2 separate regions of the Homo sapiens genome follow, and region 2 is linked to region 1. Evidence: chromatin contacts called from ENCODE Hi-C or POLR2A ChIA-PET data. All regions are on one chromosome and are shown on one strand. The core of a region is the stretch at or near the end of the contact, and the rest is flanking DNA. Distances in the headings are between cores, read along the strand shown.

The links. A loop is a pair of places that touch in the nucleus more often than their neighbours do. ChIA-PET counts read pairs that join two places held with the same protein, here RNA polymerase II (POLR2A). Pooled maps may share reads with other maps.
Region 2: a loop to region 1 is called in a pooled map, with 2.2 times the contacts of the local background. The contact joins two enhancer-like sites. A Hi-C loop is called at or near these places in 4 of 50 pooled maps. POLR2A ChIA-PET finds 5 or more read pairs at or near these places in 2 of 52 experiments (H1 and WTC11).

What each region holds. Positions count from the first base shown.
Region 1 is chr14:75,256,282-75,263,147 of GRCh38, forward strand. No RefSeq gene overlaps it. Among named protein-coding and RNA genes, the nearest start is that of FOS, 19 kb to the right of the region's middle. RefSeq lists enhancers at 599-768, 663-1,162, 1,440-4,014, 1,862-2,840, 3,021-3,280. Within about 2 kb of position 2,795, at least 37 of the 41 ENCODE cell types and tissues checked have a DNase peak (open chromatin) inside an H3K27ac peak, as active enhancers do.
Region 2 is chr14:75,395,983-75,402,564 of GRCh38, forward strand. No RefSeq gene overlaps it. Among named protein-coding and RNA genes, the nearest start is that of JDP2-AS1, 28 kb to the right of the region's middle. Within about 2 kb of position 4,394, at least 26 of the 41 ENCODE cell types and tissues checked have a DNase peak (open chromatin) inside an H3K27ac peak, as active enhancers do.

The DNA.
Region 1 (6,866 bases), core at 1,545-4,044:
CTCATTAACCTGAATTTGAAGTTTCTCTCTTTTCCAGCTGCTTTTATGCTCTAGGTGGAGTTTAGAAAAGAGAAGTCTAGCTTAACCATTCGTTGACAGAAAAAAGTAGAAATTGTCATTTCTTCCCTGAAAATACCAGAATTAGTAAATTGCTACCTTGCCCATAATCCTGTAATAAGCAGAATCTGCATTATGGTTGGATATATAGCATGAATCTCAACTACTATCTGGGTTTTTGTTTTTATTTTTATTTATTTATTTATTTTTGAGACTGAGTCTCACTTTGTTGCCCAGGATGGAGTACAGTGGCGCAATCTCGGCTCACTGCAACCTCGGCCTCCCAGGTTCAAGTGATTCTCCTACCTCAGCCTCTTAAGTAGCTGGGATTACAGGTGTGCGCCACCACGCCCGGCTAAATTTTTTGTATTTTTAGTAGAGACGGGTTTTCACTATGTTGGCCAGGCTGGTCTCGAACTCCTGACCTTAGGTGATCCACCCGCCTCAGCCTCGCAAAGTGTTGGGATTACAGGCGTAAGCCACTGCGCCCGGCCAATATTTTTTTCTTTTTTCTTTTCTCCTTTTTTTTTTTTCTTTTTTTGAGTCAGAGTCTGTCGCCCAGCCTGGAGGGCAGTGGTGGGATCTTGGCTCACTGCAATCTCTGCCTTCCAGGCTCAAGCAATTCTCCTGCCTCAGCCTCCTGAGTAGCTGGGACTACAGGCCTGCACTACCACACCTGGCTAACTTTTGTATTTTTAGGAGACAGGGTTTCACCATGTTGGCCAGGCTGGTCTCGAACTCCTGGCTTCAAGTGATTCGCCTGCCTCCCAAAGTGATGGGATTACAGGCGTGAGCCACTGTGCCCGGCCAGGGTTTTTTTTTCCTGAAGGGCTGATCATGGCTTTGTTCCACTCACTGTGCCCTTCTTCCTCTGCTTGGAACTGGACAGAAGTTCCAATAAGCTACTGTCTTCTATTAAGTAAGGACCAGACATGAAAAACTTTATGGTGGGGATGAGTGGATGGGGCAAGGGTTTGGGGAGCAATGATCAACTGGGTAAAATCCTGGGGAGTGGCAATTGAGTGGGAAGGGAGTCAAGAAGTGTTTAGGGAAGGATGTCGGGGAAGTGAGTAATAGGTAGGTCAGAGGATGGAGCAAGGGAATGTTGAAAGGCAACGGATATGCTCTGTGGACAGGTGGCAAAATATCTGAATGGGGGCCCAGGGAGGGCTACTATGGAGTAACAGGGAAGGGACCCTGAGGTGCTGATTTCTCAGAGATAGACAATGGGATTGGATATGTGTTGGTGGAGGAATGCAGAAAGCCCAGGCCAACTCCGAATGCCATTCATTTACATGAAATCCCTCTTTATGCCTCCACCATCTGCAACAGACTATGTGCTCACCCAAATGGCTTGCTTTTAATTCCAGCAAATAATATCCCCTCTGCTTTCCCCCAAATACAAAAGACACCATTTAAATTCAGCCAGGATGGAAGATCATGATATTTGGAGAAAATTCAAAGTCTGGGCCGCTCAGCTGTGCCTTATCATTCAAAAGTTACATTTTGTTCAGGTTGGCTGGCTTCACATGGTCATCTCAACTTTTCACTCCTGTTTCTTTCTTCTTTTTTTTTGAGACAGAGTCTCGCTCTGTCGCCCAGGCTGGAGTGTGCAGTGGCGCGATCTTGACTCACTGCAACCTCCGCCTCCTGGTTTCAAGCGATCCTCCTGCCTCACCCTCCCGAGTAGCTGGGATTACAGGCGCCCGCCACCAAGCCTGGCTAATTTTTATTTTTATTTTTTATTTTTTAATTAGAGAGGAGGTTTCGCCATGTTGCCCAGGCTGGTCTTGAACTCCTGACTTCAGGTGATCCACCTGCCTCAGCTGCCCAAAGTGCTGGGATTATAGGCCTGAGCCACCCTGCCTGGCCCTCTCCTCTGTTTCTTGACCTGGTTTTGTTTACAATTTGTTGCTGCAATCTTCCTATAACTGTTTCCAGAGTTGTGTGACGAAAAGGGAGGCTGGCACGCAGAGAGATTTCTCACACTCTGTTGGCTTGTGCAGTTGAGACAAAATTAAGCAATGTAGAAATTTAAGCTTCAGTTTTTAATGACCTAGGTTTTTCCAGGCCTTCCCATTTTGGAGTATCACAGTACTCAGGGATTTCTGAGTTTTCTCTCCCTTCCAGAGGAACTATTCTTGAATGGGATTATTAAGCACCCCTTCCTCAATTCTTCAACAAAGCTCCGAGGAATGAATGTCTCAAGTTCTGCTGCTTTTAAAGTATAAAAGATAAATTCAAAGTTCCTTATGCTTCTCCTTTCTGGGAGAATTCTGGGTTTTACTCCAACAGTGGGAAAGTTTTCTAAGCTGGTTTTGCTCCTGTCTCATGGGCAAGGCAGTTTGGTCGGTGGCTGTTCTGTGGGCTGCTGTCTGGAGGAGACGGTCGGTGGAGACGGTCGGTCGGGGAGGTCACCCTGACAATTATGGCCAACTGACGGTGGAGGGAGTGGTCTCGGTTTGGCCCTCAGTCTGGAGTCACAGTCTGGATTCACAGGCAGCGCAGAGAGATGTTGGCTCAGGACCTGAGGCTGAGGCGTGCTGGGACAGCCTAGGGGGTGTCCTGGCTTTCCAGGGGCTGGGGAACCCTCTCTGGCCCGGGGGCGGGAGAAGCTGTTCCAGAATCGGTTCTGGCTCCACTGCCACCTCAGCACTTTCTAATTGCAGCTCCAAACAGCCGCAGCTGCAGTCATAGCAACAGGCCCCGCCCACCGGGCTTCGCTCCTGGCGTCCAGCACGTGACGGCGACGCCTGCGTCGCTCCCTCAGCCCCTGGCGCTAAGGGAGGCGGGGAAGTGTGGGGGGATGACGTTTACTCTGTCGTCTCCATGGATATAATGCATAGACGTCAACGTCGCCAGTGTTTGGTGTGTAACGTTCTTCCGTCTCCATGGGAACGTCAGGCGGCCAAACACCGGGCCCCAGCAACAGGCTTCTGATTGGCCCGAGGCTTCCAAAGGCGGAGCTTCGTCTCCCGCGCCCGCTCGACTGTGTTGCTGTTTTGGTTGTTGTCTCCCACTTGTTTATTTCTCTAACAGATCCTGGAGGCTGAGGTCTAGATCGGTCGCCAAGGATGGGATCCAGGAGAAAACGTGCTGAACGTGCAGCTTGCTCCTACCGATTACAGCCCAGCAGATGACATAGTTCCACTGTGCTCTAGTCCATTGTGGGAATTATGGCCCTCATGCCCGGCGTCTGTCACAACCCAATATTTGGTGTTATAACCCCTGCTCCCACCCCCCAGCACATCTCAGAAGTGCCGTTACCCTCTCAGTCACATCCCAGAAACTGTGTTGCCTTCACGGTTACTCTTGTTTATGCTTGAGAGCACTCGGAGGCCTTTCCATATCTAAAGCCTGCATTCAGTGCTACCCCCTGCAGGATTTGGATACATTTCCCCGTCTGGTCCTAATTCTGTTGAATGACATCATTTATCCGTATTCCCACCCAGAGATGGGCAGATTTCTTGTAACCTGAATAGATACCAAAGAATCCCAAAGGACCTGGGTGGGTACTTCTATTTATGGGCTCATTGGATCTTATTCTTTCCTCTCCGCCTGTTTTAATTCAAATCGGGGGGACCATTTGATTTCTCCAATAGAAACAGAAAGAAATTGAAGACAGAGATGAACACAGATCAAGAGCCCAGGTTTCTTGATATCTAATACTAATATACTGATGGAGTTAAACATTCCAAGGTACGAATGTGTCCAGAAACAGTTTTAACCTTACCCTGGGTTTCCATCAGTGAAACCAAGTTAACATCTGGCAAAAGATAGCGATCTAGCCTCAGGGGTTTCAGTCAAGTTGCGCTTAAAAGAATGCCTTAAAATCTGTAGTTATGGTGTCAAATATAATAAATCTTCACCAGCTCATGCACGTACAAGTCTGAAATGTTTCATAAAAGGTTTAGATGACCTGATAACATGTTTCTAAAACCCAGAGAGAAAGAGAGAGACTGATACAAACGTCAAGTTAAAAACAAGAAAGTAAAATTAGTTTCATAGATTGGGGTTGATAAGGGGAATCTCTGTCCTCTATGCTCTAATCTTAGCCCACTACCTCCTTTCCTCTATCTCCTCTGGTGGATATGCTTGCTATCTGTCCTCCCCTCCGACTCTTTGGCTAGCCTTATAGCCTATAATTTCCTTCAGAGATGTAGTGAAATTAAATGAAATTAAGAGCCTGCTTAATGCAAACAGGACCAAAGGGCACAGCTCTTTATCGTAATGAACTTCATTCTGATTAAGTCAGGGACTGCAAGTGCTTACTATTTACCCAGTAAATATATTAAATTGCTAGGCTAGTCTCCCTTCTGTCCTGACACTGCCAGGGAATATTTGAAAGTCGGATATAAGATCCATTTTAGACCATCAAACATCCCTTCTAATTCTATCATCTCTCTTTATGTTTCCAGGAATATAGCATGTCTTGGTCTCTGAGAGCCAATATATCTGGGTTACACTGAAAGAGGAATAACGAGATAATATTTACACTGTACATTGAAGATGACCTGAAAAGCTGGAAGAGGTGACTGAGGGCATTTTCTCAGTGTGGATGAAGAAGAGGGGAGGAAGGTGAAAGATGACAGAATATCTAAGTGCCTAGATTTGATTCTAGCATATGAACCCATTTTATGATTCTGTCCAAGGGCATCAGTTATAACCTCCAAATTTCCATGTCCTTCTCCATCTCCCAGTCTTAGAATTTTTTTTTTTTTTTTTTTTTGAGACAGAGTCTTGCTCTGTCACCCAGGCTGGAGTGTAGTGGCAGGATCTTGGCTCACTGCAACTTCCACCTCTCAGGTTCAAGTGATTCTCCTGCCTCAGCCTCCCAAGTGGCTGGGAATACAGGCGCCTGCCACAACGTCTGGCTAATTTTTGTATTTTTAGTAGAGACAGGGTTTTGCCGTATTGGCCAAGCTAGTCTTGAACTCCTGACCTCAAGTGATCTGCCCACCTTGGCCTCCCAAAGTGCTGCTGGGATTACAGGCGTGAGCCACCGCGCCTGGCCAGTTCTTTCTTTTTTTTCTTTCTCTCTCCTTTCCCTCCCTCCCTCCTTCCTTCCTTCCTTCCTTCCTTCCTTCCTTCCTTCCTTCCTTCCTTCCTTCCTTCCTTTCAATGGAATCTCGCTCTGTCACCCAGGCTGGAGTGCAATGGCGCAATCTCGGCTCACTACAACCTCCGTCTCCCAGGTTCAAGCAATTCTCCTGCCTCAGCCTCCCGAGTAGCTGGGATTACAGGTGCACACTGCCACGCCCGGCTAATTTTTTGTATTTTTAGTAGAGACGGGGTTTCACCGTGTTCCCCGGGCTGGTCTTGAACTCATGAGCTCAGGCAATCCACCTGCCTCAGCCTCCCAAAGTGCTAGGATTACAGACGTGAGCCACCACAGCCGGCCAGGCCAGTTCTTTCTTTTTGTTTGACCCAAACATGGTCATGGGCCATGATGTGGGACCCAGCGAATTTTTAGTCTAGGAAATACCAAATAGATATCGTTTTGATTGTATCGTGAGAAGCAGTTTGTTTCATATATGCTTGCATGCGCACACACATGCATATTCTTTTGCTGCCTTGTGTTTCGGCTGAGCCTCTCTGTTTAGATGACCAGATTCAACATAAGGACCATGATGTCCTTCTATGTTGCTGACTTCCTTAAACCACAAGATGATTAATTTCCCCAACCTATTTCCTCATCTATAAAATGGGGTCTGGACAACTCACTGACCCCACACGTTTGCTTTGACCCAAGAGGATTGCAATGATACAGTGATTATTAGTTGGTGGTGTGGAAATACTAAATGCTGCATAAATGCTTGATTATTATTTGTGGGTATATTTTCCCTCAACACCTCTCCATCTTAGTGCTGAGTGAAGCCTCCACTTGCCAGGTTTCCCTGGCAAAGAAGAGGCCTTGGCCCAGGCCAGGATGTGTAGGAGCTGTGACCTACCTGGCCTTTCAAGGCCCAGGTTCACACTATCCTCCTTCACATCTCAGCCATGATAGAATTCACTCTTCCACTCATGCTGGCTAACATGGTGAAACCCCATTTCTACTAAAAATACAAAAAATTAGCCAGGTGTGGTGGCACATGCCTATAATCCCAGCTACTTGGGAGGCTGAGGCAGGAGAATTGCTTGAACCCCGGAGGTGGAGGTTGCAGTGAGCCAAGATTGCACCATTGCACTCCAGCTTGGGCAACAAGAGCGAAATTCCTTCTAAAAAAAAAAAGGAGATGTTGCTACCTGGCCTCCTTACCTCTCGGGACTGTTAGGAGGGTCATACTAGGTCATGCTTGTGGAAGGGCTTCAAAAACCGTAAGTCAGAGGGTATTTTAAAGTTTAAAAATATTCTGCAAGATGAGGTGGTCTGTAAATGGAGCAGTGTCAAGGTCAAGTGTCAAGAGATGTAATTCATAGAGAGACTGGATAAATGCCCATCTATGTGATTTGATATGCCCTATGCCAAGGAATGCTCCCTCACTGTCCCTAAAATTCCATCATCAGCAATATATTTCTTTGGATTAAGCATTTGCCATTCCCTTTGGGTCCTACTCTTAAAAGACAAATTCTCTTGTGAGCAGTAGGCTCCTGAAATTTAATGTAAATTACATTACCAGACATGTTCCTCCCCGACAGGTGAGATGGCACCAGACAGGTGCACTGGGCTCTTGGGTAGGTCTGAGAAATGAGATGCTGGAATCCTAGAGATTATTCATTTTAGTCAAAGTCAACCTTCATGGTGTACCAGTTGCTGACACAGGACCCTCGGAACCCACCCAGCAGACCCGTAGTTCCACTCACAGATG
Region 2 (6,582 bases), core at 3,144-5,643, 140 kb after region 1:
CAGGAAAGGTGGAAGGAATGTTGGAAAGCAGATGTCACGTGTGTGTGGCTGAGGGCTGTGCATGAGCCTGAGTGGCAGGGACGGAGGGCAGGGAGGAACAGAGCTCATGCCACAGAGGGAGAAGGTGATGTCACCCTTCCTGGGCTTCCCTGGGGACAGTAGAGCATCTGGGTACTTCCAGGGAGTAGAATCCAGTGGTTACGAGCCCAGACTGGAGGCAGATCTCCTGCGGTTGATTCCTAGCTGTGCCCTTAACTAACTGTGTGACCTTGGTCATGTGATGCCTCAATTTCTAAATCTGTAAAATAGGAACAATCACAATTTTACAACTGTAAAATAGAGCTGTTGAGAGGACTGAATGAAGTAACGTGTTGGCTGTGATTAGGACAGATGATGGGGATGACGGTGATGCTGACCATGTCCTTTGGCATAAGGCACATCAGTGATTGCCCCCAGGTTGTTGATGGATACTTCTGATGCTACCCACCCAGCTCATAGGTAGCATGGGAAGTCACCCAAAGAGATGAGTCTCCGACAGCCTGTGTAAAGTATGTGACCTTGCCACCTGGTTTCCATAAACCAAGGTGAACAGTTGCCCAAGGCTTGGTCAATCAGATTATTAGAATTTTGATGACCAAGAGATAGCCAGTTGGTTTGATATGGTGCCCTGAGTGGAAGAGATACAAATGAGGAAGTGTTGGGCCAGGCACAGTGGCTCGCACCTGTAATCCCAGCACTTTGGGAGGCCGAGGTGGGTGGATCACTTGAGCCCAGGAGTTAGAGATCAGTCTGGCCAATATGGCGAAACCCCGTCTCTACTAAAAATACAAAAAAATTAGCCAGGCTTGGTGGCGCGTGCCTGAGTCCCAGCTCCTTAGGAAGCTGAGGCACGAGAATTGCTTGAACCCAGGAGGCAGAGGTTGCAGTCAGCCAAGATGGCGCCACTGCACTCCACATTCCAGCCTGGGCGACAGAGCAAGACTCTGTCTTAAAAAAAAAAAAAAAAGAAAGAAAGTGCATGTGTGAGTGTGTAGGTGGGGTGAGGTTGGGGGACTGAGAAGAAAAGCAGCTTGGTTTGCAGAGAGGAGAAAAAAACAGAGCTGCAGATTCAAAATGCAGAGATACTGCCTGGTTCCCAGTGCCTTTCCAGTTCTTGGGCTTCTATTCCTGGAGAAAGCCTGCTGGCCCTGGCTTCCATGGATATCCCAGGATTCTTCCAGGAAGCTTTCTTTGGTATTGCCTGAACAAGTTCAAGATGGCTTCTGCTGACTAAGGCATGGGTTAACACAGCCCTATCGGAAAATCTTCACGGAGAACTGCACCCCAAGCAGGTGGACATTCTCCTTTTTCTCCTTCAGATCAATGGACAATTTGAAAGTGTATGTATTGTATTTCTCCTGGAGGTCCAAATACAAAACCCCTCTCTGAAGCCTTTCAAGAAGGCTTGGTATGGCTGAAATGTGGTTCTCTGCTGCTGATAAAAGTGATCATGTACCTGTGGGTGGTCTGCTGCCTTAGCTAGGTACTGAAGCCTGGATCCCAGAGACATTCCTTTCAGACTTCCTGAGCACCTCCTGATTCCTGTTCTCATTCCTTCTGGGCTGACCCATGCTCTGTGCTGAGCTTTATACCTATTCTGGTTGCAGATAAGGTAATTTAACAAATAAGGTGAGAGATTCCAGTGAGCAAAAGACAGACAGACAGACAGACAGAGCCAGAGGCAGAGTTAGAGTCTAGACCTTGGTGGGTGAGTGTGAGCTCAGTTTCTAATCATCTCTCAGCTTTACATGGCTCAGTAATCTGATATTATCAGTTCAGACAGAGGGGACAAGGCCCAGGGAAGCACTGTCCAACAGAAATATAGTGTGAGCCATAAATGTAACTTAAAATTTTCTAGTAGTAACATTTTAAAAAGTAAAAAGCATATGTTAACCCAATATAGCTAAACCATTATTATTTCAACATGTAATTAATATAATTTTTTTAAGAGAGACAGAGTCTTGCTCTGTTGCCCAGGCTGGAGTACAGTGGCGTGATCATAGCTCATTGCAGCCTCAACCTCCTGGCTTCAGGTGATCCTCCCACCTCAGTCTCCCAAGTACCTTGGACTATGGGTACACATCACTGTGCCAGCTAATTTTTTTTTTTAGAAATGGTATCTTGTTATGTTGCCCAACTTTAAGAGACAAGCGAGACGTCATCTCTAAAAAAAAAAAAAAAAAAAAAAGAGAGAGAGAGAGAGAGAAATGCATTTCTCTTATGTAAATGCTTAGGTAGGTCTTGAGGGCTACTGATATGGCTCTTTGTGCAATATTTAACCCAAGTTCCTTCTATCTGTTGGTCCACCATGCATGGGCTATATTTCCAAATTCCACAACAGTCCAAGATGACTGCTCCAGCTCCAGCCAGTGCGACCACCTTCCAGCCTGCAGAAAAGGAAAAGGGAAGAAGGACACACTACCACCTTTTCATGGCACTTCCAAAAAGTTACACACATATTACTTTTATTTACATCCATTTGTCGGGATTTAGTCATATGGCCCTATCTAGCTGCAAGGGAGGCTGAGAAATGTACTCTGTGTTCTAGGTGACCAAGTCGCTGGCTAAAATTCAGGGATTCTGTGACTAAGGAAGAAAATAGCGAGGAAGCAACTGATAGTGTTGGTCTCAGAGACCAAACCATGCTAATGAAATGCAGATTCTCTGGTAAACCAGAAGGCCAAGTTATTCAAGAACAGTAAGACTATAATTGTCAGCCAGATGAGAGTGCCTGAGTTGGCTGACCATTTCAATCTCTTCCCAGTAGGCTAGTCTAAATGGTTAGAAGATTAATGGATCGGACTATGAGAGCCTGATAGGTCCCTTTCCATTTCAGGACCTACAAACCTGCCAGGAGAACTAAAACATTCCTGCCAGCCTGGGAGGGAGCCCTTTTTCTGGGATGATGCTAGAGATGCTTGGACAAACTCTGGCCCCTCAACATTTCTTTACCTGAACCCATCCTAGCTTTATACACTACAATTCTACTTATATTTGTTACATTTTAGATGTTGGGAAGAGATTTTGAAGACATACTAGCTCTTTGTTGTGAACTTGGGATTTGCTATTGTCTCATCAGCAGTGTTCATTAACTTGATAAACATTTATTGAGCACCTACTTTTTGCCAGGTATTGCATTATGCTAGGAGTGAATAAGAACCTGTCCTTAAGTTGACTGCAGTATCTAAAGAATAGGGAAAGTGATGGGCAAGCATTTGAGAAATGAGTAGGCATTCACTGAGCAAGAGGAATGAAAAGCCATCCCAGGTGAAGGGAAGGCATGTGCAAAGGCTTGGGAGACACCAAAGAACATGACGTGTTTGGGAAAAAGAAGTAGCTGGGTGGGGCTTGTCGGGAGGAGATGCTGGAAGGGTGGCCTCTTCAGCATCCATTCTCTCTCAGTAACTACCCCATTTTCCTTGGGGTATCCACCCTCCCTACACTTCCCATATTTTTTGGAGGAAGTCGACTCCACCCTGGCCTAGGCTTGGGGTAAATAGCCCCAGTATAGACTAATCAGCAAAATCCCTTCTTGCCTGCAGATGGGCAAATGACCCAATTCTGACCTGAGAGACTGGAGAAGACTTTGCTGGCAGGTTCAGGGAAAGAAGCTCTCTCCCTTTCTCCTTCTATACAGCATGGAGCATAGGTGTGAAAACAGGAATTGTGGCAGCCGTTTTCTCACCATGAGAAAAGCCTGCCTGAGCATGAAGACAACACCATGGAGGGCAGAGAGGAAAACACCAAGAAGAAGAAGGGGTTTTGATGACATTGTGGTGCTATTGAGTCAAACCTACACTGAAGCCTCCTTGAGCCCTCGGCTTTAGGCAGCTTGGGGCTGCAATGTGAAGGACCTTGGGGCTTAGCTTTTATTCTGGGGCAATGGGAAACAATAGACAGCTTCAAGGAGGGGGGCAAGCCCACTGGACCTGAATTGTAGGAAGTTGTCTGCAGTGCTGAGTGCAAAGAGCCTGGGCCAAAGCCAGAAATGAGGACCTGAGCCAAGACAGGAGAAGAGGAAAGAGTCTGAGAGCCACTTGGGTGACAGAAGCCAGACTAACTGGATTAAGAGGGCATGAGGAAGAGGGTGTGTGCTTTAGGAAGAGGCTAAAACTCTTAGCCTGACTACATGAATGGAGAAACTCCCCTTCCCCCTTCTTTTGCCTCTATCACTGTCCCCCTGGGAAATCATGTCCACTGCCAAACCCTGTATTCTCCTCTTCTGCAGATTCATGCCTCTGATTACAATTCTTTATGGGCATGCCTGGTCCTTTGGAGCAGGGACCATGCCTCGTCATCTTCACATCCCCAGGGACTAGCCTGGCACATGGTTGGCACCGGGTCAAGGCTGACTTGGATTGAGTTCTCGCTGAGCTAGGCATGAGCTGCACCCTCCCCCTGCCCCCAGGGCTTAGTCATCTGTTTCATAAGCAGCTTCCAAAAGCTGCAGCCCCAATACCCAGCTTCCTTGTTGTTGGCAGGTGTTGGCAGCCCTGAGTGCCAGAACGCCAGGGAGCCAGCCACTGGGAACATGCTAGGGTGGTGAGCAGGAGCCAACTAATCAGGGCTCATATACATTTACGAGAGGCGTGTGTGTGCTCCCCAGGAGAGCTGTAACGACACTCCCTTTCCAGGAAACACAAACCAGGCCTCTTTCCTTTCTTTTTTCTCACCTGTCCTGTCTTGTGGCCAGAAGCACATTCATTGGCTTTCCATGCTTCTAAAATAAATCAAATTGGGGGCCACACCCTTCCAAGCTACTTTAGGTTTGCTCCGTGGAAGCTTTAACCCCTTATCATCCCACCAGGCCTGAAATGCTTGGGTTCCAATTTACAAAAATATTAACTTTTTATGTCCTTTCAGAAGAAGGATCTCAGTTTTCCTGATGTCTGCTCCCCTGCCCTGGAATTTCTCCCTCTGCTCATAATTCATCCCAAGGATGTTGACTTCTGTGTTTTGGGATGGTCAGGGGCTAAGTGGCATGGAGGGCAAATAGATTAACCTTTTACCAACTTTCCAAAGCCCTTCCTCCTTGTTCTTTTTTGTTTTTGTTTTTTTGAGATGGAGTCTCACTCTGTCACCCAGGCTGGAGTGCAGCAGCATGATCTCATCTCATTGCAACTTCCGCCTCCCAGGTTCAAGTGATTCTCCTGCCTCAGCCTCCTGAGTAGCTGGGACTACAGGCGCATGCCACCACGCCCAGATAATTTCTGTATTTTTAGTAGAGATGGGGTTTTGCCATGTTGGCCAGGCTGGTCTCAAACTCCTGACCTCATGATCCACCCACCTCGGCCTACCAAAGTGCTGAGATTACAGGCGTGAGCCACTGCGCCTGGCCCTTCCTTGTTCTTTTTATCTCGGCCTCCTCTGGGCTTTTGGAAGGCCTCTTCTTTCTCTAACCCCAAGGTTTTCCTCATTACTCCTCCAAGATTTCAAGGTTTTCCTCTTGTCAGTTTCGTTATGGAAACTCCTGGTTCCCCGCTAGCCTGCGCTCCTCAGTAGGGCTCTGAAACTCAGCTCTCATCTGCCCCAGTGTTATGTTGTTTTTTTCCCTGTCGCTATGGCAGGGATTAAGACAGGAGCCAGGGAAGAAGGGCGGGGGGAGGAAAGTGAGCACGGAAAGGCAGAAGAACGATGGGAGAGAGCCTGATTGGAGGGTGTCAGAGCTGAAGGAAACCGACAGAGAAATGGGCTGAGTGTGTCAAGGGAAGGAAGAGGGATTTGTTTTTCGTTGTTCTATTTTGGTTTTGGTTTTATAGTTTGGATTTGTTTCCAGAGATGAAGAGAAATGTACTTAGTGCTGAATCTCCCCCAACATAGAGTCATGGCTAAAGAAATCCCTCTCGCATCGTCAGTAATCCAGGGGCAATCTTTAGATCCCAGATGGAATAGGGAAAACTCTCAAAAAAGCTTCCAGTTATTCTCAATTCACTTTATGGACAAGCCTGCCCAGTCAGTGTGACAAAGTGACCCAGTACCACTCTGAGACCAGGCAAGCCCTGCCCTTTGGAGATCCCTTCCCCGCAGGCCTCCCTTTGTCCCTGGGGCGAGGGGGTCCTCAGGGCTGAGGGTGATGCCCAGACAGAGTCTATGCCCACACCCACCCCTTCCAGCCCATGCTCCATACTCAGGACCCCAGAATCTCTGCCCGAATGGCCCAAGCCCACTTCCAGGTTCTGGGTGGGCCTGTTTCCATGGTCCACCCTCTCAAGGTAGCCTGTGCAGCCAGTGGCCAAGGGATAGCTGCTTGGGACTGGGCAGTGGGCAGAACCCGGAGGTGCAGGCTGGTGTCAAGCATGTGCACTTGAGAAGGGGCCCTGGCTGAGGGTTGGAACAAACGGCAGGCAGGCCCTGAGCGGGGCTGCCTTTCCTTCTGCTGCTGCATTCTGGTCTGAAGAGTCTGAGGATTCTAAAGTCATACCTGGCCTTCCAGAATGTTATGGAGGTTCATTTGTGAAGACAGGAGAAGAAGACAGGTTTTATTGAATAATTTCTTATCTTGACTTATAGCTTTTAAATATTTAGATACATGGTATGTGAATT